Regions from separate parts of the Homo sapiens genome. Here region 2 is linked to region 1. A link is an interaction called in ENCODE POLR2A ChIA-PET data of the cell type or tissue named here. Cell type or tissue: K562. All regions are shown on one strand. Each heading gives the region's core, and the rest is flanking DNA. Links, peaks and the distances in the headings are about the cores only. Region 1 overlaps GGTA1 (glycoprotein alpha-galactosyltransferase 1 (inactive)). Region 2 has its middle 18 kb from the start of GSN.

Region 1 (6,414 bases), core at 1,360-5,359:
ACCACTTTCACCCTGCCGGATTCCTGCTCTCTGAGATAATGGCTTTTCCATGGCATCTGAGTGCATGGCATTCAGCTGAGAGGTTCACCTTTTCCCCTGGCACGAGATGGAGAAGATAGGATCTGCTAGAATTCCTTTCAGAGTGGAATTCTGTTTGGAACGAATTACCTTGACTTCGCCCTGTTGGGGTGGAACTGTGAGATTCTCAGAGGGTGTGTGTGTTGTTCTGTGTGAGAAGGATTGGAGGTGGGTGGTAGGGAAGAATTCACTTATAGGCCATATGGAAAAGTCTGTCTGACACTACAAGGAAACAGAAGCGGAAAAGGAGGAGGGTGAGGGTAGAGTGAGGAAGGTGGAGAAATGACAGGCTGTACAATGTGACCCTGCCTTGCAAAATGCCTCTATATTTTTAGCATAATCTGCACACGTTCCAGGAATGGGGGTGAGAGTGCTTGCATTTGGGAAGCAGTGCAGGCGCTGAGTTCTGGTTAACTGAGTTCTACAAATGGTCTGGGGCCATAGGATGGATTCAGAGAGAAAGTATAAGAGTATTAAGGCAGAGGGTCTGAGAGATGGCAGGAGGGCTCTGGACCATTGCAGGCTGTGCAACTGGGGCTGGCCAAGTTCACCCAGTCCTCTGAGGGGTGGGACCCAGGGGACATCAGGGTTCCACTCTCCCACTTAAGACAGGGTGTTAATACTTGGAAGGTCCTAATTCTGTGCTCCACCCCTTGAAAGGAGAATTTTAGAACTTTCTTTTCTTTTCTTTCTTTCTTTCCTTTCTTTTCTTTCTTTCCTTGTTTCTTTCTTTCTTTCTTTTCTCTCTCTCTCTCTCTCCCTCCCTCCCTCCCTCTCTCTCTCTCTCTCTCCTTCTCTCTTTCTCTCTTTCTTTCTTGCAGGATCTCACTCTGTCGCCCAGGCTGCAGTGCAGTGGCTTGATCACGGCTCACTGCAGCCTGGACCTTCCCAAGCTCTAGTGATCCTCCTACCTCAGCTTCCCCAATAGCTGGGACTACAGGTATGCACCATCACACCCAGCTACTTTTTGTAGAGAGGGGGTTTCCCCATGTTGCCCAGGCTGGTCTCGAACTCCTGGGCTCAAGCAATCTGCCCATCTTGGCCTCCCAAAGTGCTGGGATTACAAGCATGAGCTACTGTGCCTGGCCCAAACCCATGTTTCTTACTGGTGGGTAGGACAGTGAACCACCAGTCTTCAGAATTACACAGTTGAAAATTCAGAGAGACAAACACACAAGGGAAGAACTTTTAGACCACAATGGCTGCCAAATGCCTCATTTTTTTGTCCAGAGAGAAAAATAAAAATGTTTTAAAAGACCCATTGGCCACCCTGCCAACCTTTCCTCCCTGGAGGCTTGGATTCCAGATTCCAGGAAGCATGTCACCGCCTATTTGTAGTGCTTTGCTGAAGGATGCAAAATTGGCTCGTTCGGACGGCTTCCAATTCTAAGTCTTTTTTTTTTTTTTTTTTTGAGATGGAGTCTTGCTCTGTCACCTAGGCCGGAGTGCAGTGGCATGATCTTTGCTCACTGCAGCCTCTGCCTCCCGGGTTCAAGTGATTCTCCTGCCTCAGCCTCCCAAGTAGCCGGTATTACAGGCATGTGCCGCAACACCCAGCTAATTTTTGTATTTTTAGTAGAGAAGGGGTTTTGCCATGTTGGCCAGGCTGGTCTCGAACTCCTGACCTCAAGTGATCCGCCCACCTCAGCCTCCCAAAGTGCTGAGATTACAGGTTTGCACCCGGTCATCCAATTGTAAGTCTTAAACAAGAGTAACGATTGACCACAGCAAAAAAGCAGGCAGATTCAAGCCATAGATAAGCTCCAGAAAGAAGTGGGCTTCAAGAGTTGCTTCTGATGCTAATTTTTGGAATAAAAAAAAATCATAAACATCTCTGTATTTGGAGCGGGGATTTGGAGGTATGTCTGATTCGGGCTATCCCTGATGTAAGCGCCAATGTTTCCAACCGTGAGAGTTTTCACCTTTCTCTGCCTAACGTTCCTTACAATTTGCATTTGATCCTCAGCAGGTGGGGTTGGCAAGGCTTGGGACACACAGCCAGCCTCTCTGTTGCCTCCTCGGCACACATAGGGGGTTGTAGCAGCGCCTGAGGCTTGATCAAAGAGAATCAAAGTCACATCCCACTTCTGAGGCATCCTTAATCAGGCTATGACACAGAACAGATGGGTAAACCTTTAGAGTCCTTCATTTGCATTTATTTGCACTTCATTGTATAACATGTTCTTATTCCAAATCCCTCCTTTCTTTCCTTCAAATCTGTTTTGAGCACTTGCTAAATACCAGGCACTGTGCTATCTCATTGCATCCTCCCAACAGCCTGTTTTATGGCTATCAGTAATAAGAACTAGTGGACTTTTTTTTTTCTTCTGCATTTATACGATGCCAGGCACAGTGCTAAATATTTTATGGGCAACATTATCTCTTGTAATCATCACTATTAATTTAATGTGATCCAGTAGAGGTCCACAATCCCTTATCTGAAACCCTGGGGCCAGATGTGTTGGAATTCAGAATTTTTTGGACATGGATTATGTATCATATATAACATTCCTGGTGCAGCAGCACCACATAATAAAATACATCAATATTTATGCATAGAAATGTTTAAACAGCCTCACTCAGTGGGATAAAGATTATAAATGGCCTCATGTCAGTTAGGGCCTTGATGCCAATTGAATTACAAAAAGGTGTTGGGTTTTCAGAGCTTTCTGGAGTTGTTGATGAGGGCCACTGCTCAGGGTTACCCAGCTTCATTTGTCAAAGTTGAGACTCACATCCCCACATCACTCCAAAGCCTGTGGCTACCACCATCCCCACTTCTCTGGAAGTGAGGACATCGGCACAGAGAGGTGGCCACAGCCTTAGGTTTTTGCACCCGAAACTAAGACTTTTCCAGCACTCAATGCTGGTGCTTCGGATGCAGACTCTAGTGACTTTTCTCAGCAGTGGGGGATGAGTTGCCTGCAGCCATCTGCCTTTTCTGACTTTGCCACGGGTCTGGGGCTGTATGTGCTGGCTCATATGGTACTTAGAGGGAAGAGGCCTGAGACTATCTTTACCCAGCAAACTCGTCATCTCAGGGTCTGTGGAATACTGCCCATCACAGTTGTGTGGAAAGCTGGAAGTTGGGTTATAACATTGAATTCAGCCCAGCTTTTTTGTTTCCAAACAGAGCTCACTTTCTGAAGATCCCACTCTTTCTCTTCTTTAACTGGATTTCATAATAAAGGGTTTGTAAGATATGAGATCTGAGTCTGGAATCATCTAAGAAATCTCTTTGAAAAGAATTGGAAAATGACCTGTGTCCAGAGAACAAATTTAAGTATCATTCTTATTTGATTTCATTCACTCAGCAAACATTAATGGAGTGCCTCGTGTACTCTATGTGAGGCACTGGGGATTCAGGGTTGAATAAAACACACCTCCTGCACTCAGGAAGCTCACAGACTAACTGATACCGGAGGCAGAGCCACCTCCAAAAACAACATGTACAGCAACGTGAATAGACAGGGGGAGCCCAAGAAGAGAAGGGGGACTCAGCTGCTGGGTGGGCAGGGGTGGGATGTGGTTTCACAAAGCAATGACATTTGGTGTGTGGCTGGCCACTGTCTCCTCTTAGCTTCCAGAGGTCCACAGTCTTGGTTTTCTTCCTCCCTCCCGGGTTTCTTCTCAATCCTACTTCAAAATGTTGACATTTTCAGGCTTCAGCCCAGGGCCGGCTTCTTTCCTTTTCCTCTCTCTACATTCTCTCACAAGGTAACCTTGTAACCGCCCAAGGGGTTCACCTTGCCCGCTGCCTAGACAGAGCTGATTTATCAAGACAGGGGAATTGCAAAGGAGAAAAGAGTAATTCACACAGAGCCCGCTATGCGGGAGACTGAAGTTTTATTATTACTCAAATCAGTCTCCCTGAAAATCTTATGACCTCCAGAATAATGGCTGGTAATATTTAGAATTCCAGCCCCTCTCATTCTAACTTGGTGGCTGGTGGCCTTCATTCATTTTACAAGAACAGTTTAGCTTTTGGGAAGGGCTATTATTTAAACTATAAACTAAATTCCTTCCCAAGGCTAATTAAGCCTACGCCCAGGAATGGATGACAGGTTAGAGGTTAGGAGCAAGATGGAATTGGTTAGGTCTGATGTCTTTCACTGTCATAATTTATTTAGTTATAATTTTGCAAAGACAGTTACAGCCTCATTCATTTCCTTCACATTAACTACCTTCCATATGTGAACAACTCTTCCAACTGCATGTCTAGCCCATATCTCTGTTGAACTTCAGACTTGAATGTCTGTTTGCCTCTTGTCATCTCCATTTAGGAGTGTGTAGACACCTCAAAATTAACATATTCAAGTGGGAACTCATGATTCTTACCCCTCAAACCAATTCCTCTTCCATCCAACACATCTCAGAAAATGCTACAATTGTCCACCTGACTGCTTAGACAGAAACCTTGTTTCTTTCTTCTCCCTTGTCCCTGACACCTACATGACCAGCCAAATCCTATCAATTCTCTTGCCAAGGTATATTTTGATTAATCTACCACTTTCCATCTCTCTACCTACTTTTTAACACAGGCCACTGTTATGTATTCTTTTATGTGATGGTCAGTCCAGTGTGATCACAAGAGGAGACACAGGAAAAGCTCAGGAAAAAACAATGTTTATTATGCTCACGGGTCCCAAAGACAGGAGGCATAGCACACCATATGGGACCACATGGGACCACATGGGAAAGACACAAGGGTGGTCAGGAGACAGAAGACAGGCAGCAAGGGGAAGACTGAGGCCAGAGCCCTTATTGAGGTTTCCATGGGAAAGACAGTGCAGGGTGAACAGTTTAGGATGGACTAGTTTGAGTAATTTCAGAGGGCTTTAGGCTGTAGGGATGGCCCCTAGTTGTCCCGTACCTGGCCCTGATGGGATGCTTAAGGCCAAGTCATATTGCCTCCTGGGGTGTGCAGGGCAGGTGAAGATCTACAGCTCAGGATTGGTTCATTTGTATATCAAAGGCATGCTTCTAGCTGAGCCCTGGCTATCTCTAAGAACTGGCTAGTCATAGAAGAGGACATTATCTCCTCAGCCAGAGAGGTTTTTGAAGATGTGAAAACATCATAACATATAGCCAAGAAAAAAACATGTATGCAATACAGCCACCCCTTCGTTTTGGCCATCAGAGTAGTCTGCCACCTCATTCTCCACGCTGCTGTCAGCTCTGATCTACCCTCCACACCCCAGCACACAGGCAGGCATCTCTGCATGAAGTTAAATCTGGTTATTCTCTGGCTTCCAAGGTGCTTGTGGCTCCCTTTCCTCCCTCCCATGCCTTTCATCGTCTATTTGCCCTGTCCGCCATCCTGTTGCCAACTAGCACCCCTCCTTGGATCCAGCCATGCTGAGGTGACAGTATTTTTCTTCTTTAATGCTGTCTGTTTAAATACAAGAAGTTTTTTCACCTGTCAGCCTGTTACATATGCTGCTCCCAAAATAGTCTCATTCCTTCTTATGGTGCTTTTCATCCTTTTCCATCCCTCTTTATCCCTTGGGACTCGACTTTACTTTTACCTACACAGTGAGCCTTCCCTGATCACCCACATTAAAGTACTTCCTGGCCTGTTATTCTTCACACAGCACCCCTGCTTTTTTAAGCAGTTTCACGCAGCGATCAGGGAATATCTATGCACCTGCTGTGTACCATTTTTTTTGCTTGCCTGTGAGTGTGATGAGGCTACGCTGGGGGTAGCTGGGAAGTGGATGGGGCCTAGCTTGTAAACCCAGGGTCATTTTCTCCTCTGAGCAAGGGAATGTGTTATCACTATACCAAGGGCATGGAGGTTGGGGATGGGGTGGCTCCTCACAGTCACGAGATAAAAGGTGGGGCGATCAGACTTGGGAGGCAACTGGAGTCCCTGGGAACCATGTACAGCTACTTCCATTGTCTCCTACATCCATGGCAGATAGGGATACCTCCCCTCTGAGCCCCAGTGTGGCCTTAGCACCCTTGCCAATGGAGGCAGCCTCCTCTATTAACCAAATTGGCATGATCTGCCACTGCAGGTCTATGCAATTTAAGGTAGAACAGACTCCTCAGCTCTAGTTAGATCATCCTAAATGTATCCTTTTAGAAAGAATTAGGTGGGCATGTAAATTAGTTCAACCATTGTGGAAGACAGTGTGGCGATTCCTCAGGGATCTAGAACCAGAAATACCAGTTGACTTAGCAATCCTATTACTGGGTATATACCTAAAGGATTATAAATCATTCTATTATAAAGATACATGCACACATGTGTTTATTGCAGCACTATTCACTATAGCAAAGACTTGAAATCAACCCAAATGCCCATCAATGATAGACTGGATAAAGAAAATG
Region 2 (6,414 bases), core at 1,468-5,467, 220 kb after region 1:
TGATACCTACATAATGCTGCAGGACAAAACCTATAAGCTCATAGCAGGGGAATGGGGCTCTGGGCCCAGAGCAGTGGTGACAAGAAAGCTCTGGGCCTCTGTACTTGGTAAGGGAAAGATAACAAGAAATATGGGAGCTGAACTGAACAAGCTCAAACCCTCCTGAGAGGAGACAATGGCTAATGGCACCACTGTTACAAACAGATAGGGACAATCTGGATGGCAGTTGTCTGACAAATCTGACAACATTACTCACCTGCTTAAAACCTGTCAAGGGTTATGCAACGGACTGGAAGCTTGTGACCACCAAAATTTGTAGGCTGACATTCTAACCCCAATGTGATGCTATTTGGAAGTGGGGCCTTTGGGAGGTAATTCGGTTATGAGAGTAGAGCCCTCATGAATGGGATTAGTGCCCTTATAAGAAGAGGCTAAAGACCCAGCTAGCTCTCTTCCCACCACGTGAGGCACAATGGAAGCTGGTAGTCTGCAACCCAGAAGAGGGCTCTCACCAGAGCCCAACTATGCTGGCACCCTGATCTTAGACTTCCAGCCTCTAGAACTGTGAGAAATAAATGTCTTTTGTTTATAAGCCATCCAGTTCATGGTATTTTCCTATAGTCCCCCCAGACTGACTAAGACAAGCTACTTTCCACCTCCAGGGTAAATTCTGAATTTCTTACCCTGGTGTATCAGTCAGGAAAAGTTAGGTTATATTATAGTAACAAATTGCCCCCCCGAAATCCTAGTGTCTTAATACAGCAAAAGTTTATTTCTTGCTCATGACACATATCCAATGCATGTGCTCCACATAATCACTCATGGACCCCAGACTGATGCAGAGGCCACCATATTGAAGTTGCACTTGGAAGACGTGGCTGCCTTGTTCATTACAGTGAGGCAGGAAAGCTAAGGGAGAGCTCACACTCACTCTTTTATGCTTTAGCCCAGAACTAACATGTGTGGCTTTTGCCTATAGCCCATTGGTGAAACTAGTCATGTGGTTCCTCCAACTGCCAAAAGACTAGGAAATGTGGAAAGTAGGTAGATAGATACTTGGTGAACAGTAAATGTCTCCGTCATATGTAGCATTCAAGATCTTTTGAAATCTGCCTCCTGGAGCCCCTCCAGCTTCATTTCCTGCCACTGTCCACCTTCCCAAACTCATAATCCACCACTGGCCACAGGAGTCTTCTCCCAACTCCCCAAGCGTGTCCTTGAACCATCACTCCCCCATATCTTAGCTCACGCTGGTTTCTGAACATATAATGCCCTTTTTCTACCTACTCCAACTGTCAAAATTCTACTTCTCCTTTTAAGCCCAGCTCAAATGCTACCTTCCCCATTTCTTATCCCTGGGGTAAAATGAATTGACCCTTCCTGGTTTGGCCACATCTCTTTTTATATACCCCCATCAACACTTAAGTTCTATGGGACTGACTTCCTGGCATTTTTTTTTTACAGTGCCTGGTACATAGTGGGCACTGAATAAGCATTTGTTGAATAAATGCTTCTAATTTTTCAAATTATACTTGAATTGTTTGTATGTCTTTTGTTTGTTTGTTTGTTTTGGAGACAGAGTTTTGCTCTTGTCGCCCAGGCTGGAGTGCAATGGCATGATCTCGGCTCACTGCAACCTCTGCCTCCCGGGTTCAAGTGATTCTCCTGCCTCAGCCTCCTGAGTAGCTGGGATTACAGGTGTCTGCCACCACACCCGGCTAATTTTTTTGTATTTTTAATAGAGACAGGGTTTCACCACATTGGCCAGGCTGGTCTGGAACTCCTGACCTCAGGTGATCTTCCTGCCTCAGCCTCCCAAAGTGCTGGGATTACAGGTGTGAGCCATCGCGCCTGGCCATTTGTATGTCTTTCTCCACACCCATTCACCTACCCTCAACACCTCCATTGTCCATTACCTACCAGCATCAGCACATTTTTCAATGTTTAGAGGTGATATAACAATATTATTTCTTATATTTAATTTAGAATGATGATTTTAAAAATAATTGCAAATGAGTTGTTTAAAAATGAACATCAGGCTGGGCACGGTAGCTCACGCCTATAATCCTAGCACTTTGGGAGGCCGAGTTGGGTGGATCACTTGAGGCCAGGAGTTCGAAACCAGCCTGGCCAACATGGTGAAACTCTGTCTCAACTAAAAATAAAAAAAATTAAAAATTAAAAATTAGCCAAGTATGGTGACAGGTGCCTATAATCTCAGCTAATTGGGAGGCTGAGGCAGGAGAACCACTTGAACCCGGGAGACGGAGGTTGCAGTGAACTGAGATCATGCCACTGCACTTCAGCCTGGGTGAAGAGTGAGAATCCATCTCAAAAAAAAAAAAAGAACACATCAGCTGTAGGTATGTTATACTTCAGTTCAAAAATTTACTTAAAAAAACAAACAGGGTCGGGTGCAGTGGCTCATGCCTGTAATCTCAGTATGCTGGGATGCCGCGGCAGGAGGATAGCTAGAGCTCAGGAGTTTAAGACCAGTCTGGACAATGTGGCGAAACCCCAACTCTACAAAAAAAAATACAAAAAATTAGTCAGGCATGGTGGCAAGTGCCTGTAGTCCCAGCTACTTGGGAGGCTAAGGTAGGAGCCAGACCTGTCTCAAAGCACACACACACACACACACACACACACACACACACACACCCCAAGCAGGCATGATAAGCAAAAAAGGGAAGGATTGGAGGGGCATGGTGGCTCACACCTGTAACCCCAGCATTTTGGGAGGCCGAGGCAGGTGAATCATGAGGTCGGGAGTTCGAGACCAGCCTGGCCAACATGGTGAAACCCCATCTCTACTAAAAATACAAAAAATAAGCCAGGCGTGGTGGCACATGCCTGTAGTCTCAGCTACTTGGGAGCCTAAGGTAGGAGGATGGCTTGAGCCTGGGAAGTAGAGGTTGCAGTGAGCCAAGATCACACAGCTGCACTACAGCCTGAGTGACAGAGCCAGACCCTATCTCAAAGCACACACACACACACCAAACAGGTGTGATAAGCCAAAAAGGGAAAGATCGGCTGGGCGCCGTGGCTCACGCCTGTAATCTCAGAATTTGGGAGGCCAAGGCGGGCAAATCACAAGGTCAGGAGTTCGAAACCAGCCTGGCCAACATGGTGAAACCCCGTCTCTACTAAAAATACAAAAAATTAGCTGGGTGTAGTGGCAGGCACCTGTAATCCCAGTTACTCAGGAGGCTGAGGCAGGAGATTCACTTGAACCCAGGAGGCGGAGGTTGCAGTGAGCCAAGATTGTGCCACTGCACTCCGGCCTGGGCGACAGAGTGAGACTCCATCTCAAAAAAAAAAAAAAAAAAAAGAGAAGGATCTAGAGAGTAAATTGCACAAAGGCAAAGGTACTTCCAGAAGATATAGTCATTGGTGTGTGAGTTTTGTAACAGCATCTGTAGACAAATGTATGAAAGTACGACCAGAGCTAGCTCAAGCAACAGGGAGCCAAAGGCTAGACTTACATCCCGGCTTCAGGATAAGGTAGCATCATCTCCAAGTTCTATGGGAACCACACAGCCCTCTTTCTTCTCTCATCTGTTTCTCCCTGAGCATAGACGTCATTATTCTCACTCACTAAAAAACCAGCTTTTTTACTTCTCAAGAAACAGCCACTTGAATCATCAGCCAAAGCCACCTAGTTTCCATTTCTTTCAAGAAAGCAGCAGCCATTTTCTTTCCCTAATTTCAAGAACACAGAGAAGGACTCTGATTGGCCCAGCTTGCTCACGTGCCCACCTGGTCCAATCACTGGTGACCAGGGCAGAAAGTCCCCAGGTATACATGTGGCTATTTCTCACCATGACCTTGTTTATTGAGGAATCAGACACCAGAAAACAGGAAGTGGAAAAAAATATTGCTGCCCAAACCAGAAAGGAGAACCAGTCTTGAGAAAGTCGTATCAGAGAGAAAGAATAGATAAATAGAAATATATCCTCTGAAAGGAAGGGATGATAAGGACATGTTATTTGGGAAGGAATTAAGTGGCATGAACCACTTCATGGTTACTTTCTTGCATCTTATTTATTTATTTATTGAGACAGGGTCTCAGGCTGTCGCCCAGGCTGGAATGCAGTGGCACGATCATGGCTCACTGCAGCCTCCACCTCCCAGGCTCAGGTGATCCTCCTGCCTCAGCCTCCCAAGTAGCTTGGACCACAGGCACATGCCACCATGCCTGGCTAAATTTTTGTATTTAAAAAAAAATTTTTTTTTTTGTACAGACCAGGTTTCACCATGTTGCTCAGGTTGGTCTCAAACTCCTGGAGTCAGGTGATCCACTCGCCTCACCCTCCCAGAGTGCTGGGATTACAGGTGTGAGCCACCACGCCCAGTCTCTTGCATCTCCTTAGACATCATCCTGCCTGCACCTCTGTTGCCAAGTCCTATCAAGTCTATCTCCTCAATCTTTTGAAATAAGCCCCTCCTCACCATCTCCCATTGCCTCAGCTCCTATGTTATCATCTTACATCTAGATTGTCACAAAAGTCTCCTAACTGGCCTCAGTGCCCCCAATCTCATCTCGTGCTAATCATCCACTACACGATGGCCTCTAAATGATCTTTCTTAAAAACATAACCCTGTCATTTCCCTGCCTAAAAATCTTCAACAGCCCCCATCACCTTCCAGACCTCTTAGCACAGCCTCCAAGGCCTTCCTTGATCTAGCACCAGCCTCACCTACTCGCCTTCTTTCCCAGACACCAGGGCTTCTCCCCTGCCCACCCCACCAATAATCTATGTTTGTGTGTCTTCTAAGGCATTTGCTCTCTCTGTTCCCTCTGCCTAGGATGCCTTTCCCATTTCCATGACCTCTACCTGGTCGTGTTACTTATCCTTCAAGGCCCAGTTCAATGTCCTCCTTGCCTCTGAATGCCTCCATATTGTATCCATTTTTAGCTTTGGATACACCTGTTCCCCTGCTGTGTTCTTTCAGAGCAGTAACCAGATCTCATGTATTTTCAAACCCCCAGTTTCAAGCCTAGGTCTTGACCCATAGTAAGACTCAATAAATTTATGGAAGGAAGGAGGGACGAGATGGGGAAGGGAGAGGAGGAGAGAAAAAGGAAAGAAGGAAGGCAAGAGAAGGGAAGTGAAGGAAGGGAAGGGAAGAAGGGAGAAGGAGGAAGATGAAAGAGAGGGAGGGAGGATTAAGGAAAGAGACAAGGGCTTGGGTGTGGTGGTGCACACCTGTAATCCCAGCTACTCAGGAGGCTGAGGCAGGAGAATCACTTGAACCTGGGAGGCAGAGGTTGCAGTGAGCCGAGATTGCATCATTGCACTCCAGCCTGGGCAACAGAGTGAGACTCTGACCCCCCTGCTAAAAAAAAAGAGTCAAGGGCTTGAAGTTATAACAATTGTTTTCTTCTTTATGTATCACTGGCTAATGGGGATACTTTACAGCACTTCTCTGAGACTCAGTCTCCTCCTTTATAAAATAACATCTGTCCTATCTAACTCCCTTTGTTGGGATCAAATAAAGGAGAGAATGTGGAAGCACCTTATTCATTTCTATGCAAATACATAGCATAGCATATACATACTCTCCTAATGAACTGAAGACTGCCCCTCTTCATGGATGGCCTTCATTGGTGAGACTCCCTTGCAGTGGCGGGGTGTGGTGGGCACTGGGGGTGGTGGGGTGGGGGGGTGAGGTTGCTTTACCTGGGCTTTATCAGTGACCCATTACCAGAATCTCGTGAGTCAAGTAGGGCTAACATTGGGGTTCATTAGGATCCCAGTGTAACAACTAAGTCAATTTGATTATTTGATTTGGTGATTTGATTATTCTATTTTGGATGCTTTTTGTACTTATTTTAAATCTTGGATGCTCTTTTCCTCCTGATTCAAATGAATGCTACAGAATACCCACAGCTATTGCCTAGATTAGTGATTTAAACTCAAATAAAACATTTTCTACTCACTTCTCTCTCAAGCTTCTGGATCAGTTTAATTGAAAAGTAGCTTAAAAGCCAGACTGACGTTGCAATGGAAGATGAAGAAAAACGATTTCAGTTTGCAACTACTTATGGGTGTGAGTCAGGATGTTCTCAATACTATGTCACTAGAATGGAAGGTGGAAGTCAGAGGCTGCACAGTTGGAAGGCTACAGTTGTTGCGTTGTATTTTTAAGCCTGATGGTGTAAGAATTGGAACAATGTGGGACAAATGCCAGACAGCAGTGTGGCGGGGGCTCCCTTGCGTGGGAGTAGATGGGCCCTTGAGCACTGATATAGCCTTTCTTTCCCTGAGCACCAAGGCCTGAGCACCTCTGGTCTGGCTGGTTCCTGACTATCCATGGGCTGCAATGACCACTGAACTTGAGCAAGCCCCTGTGAGCACCCTGGGGCAGCCGGGAACCGAGTCTTCCTTGCCCCTGCTGGCTGACTTTCCG

The links. Peaks named below come from ENCODE experiments on the same cell type or tissue, not always from the same donor. Only the 100,000 strongest peaks of a DNase experiment are listed, where the experiment ranks them.
Region 2: POLR2A ChIA-PET joins it to region 1 with 6 read pairs; 2 of 35 experiments call an interaction of 5 or more read pairs at or near these places.

The regions. Positions count from the first base shown.
Region 1 is chr9:121,468,396-121,474,809 of GRCh38, reverse strand. The region is part of intron 1 of GGTA1 (glycoprotein alpha-galactosyltransferase 1 (inactive)); the gene reads left to right. Among named protein-coding and RNA genes, the nearest start is that of GGTA1, 28 kb to the left of the region's middle. RefSeq lists an enhancer at 1,925-2,487. In K562, for the core only: no CTCF peak of the experiment used is centred there; no DNase peak of the experiment used is centred there; H3K27me3 peaks cover 1,377 bases.
Region 2 is chr9:121,247,120-121,253,533 of GRCh38, reverse strand. It overlaps a transcript of GSN not described here. Among named protein-coding and RNA genes, the nearest start is that of GSN, 18 kb to the left of the region's middle. RefSeq lists an enhancer at 3,665-3,714. In K562, for the core only: no CTCF peak of the experiment used is centred there; a DNase peak (open chromatin) is centred at 3,753.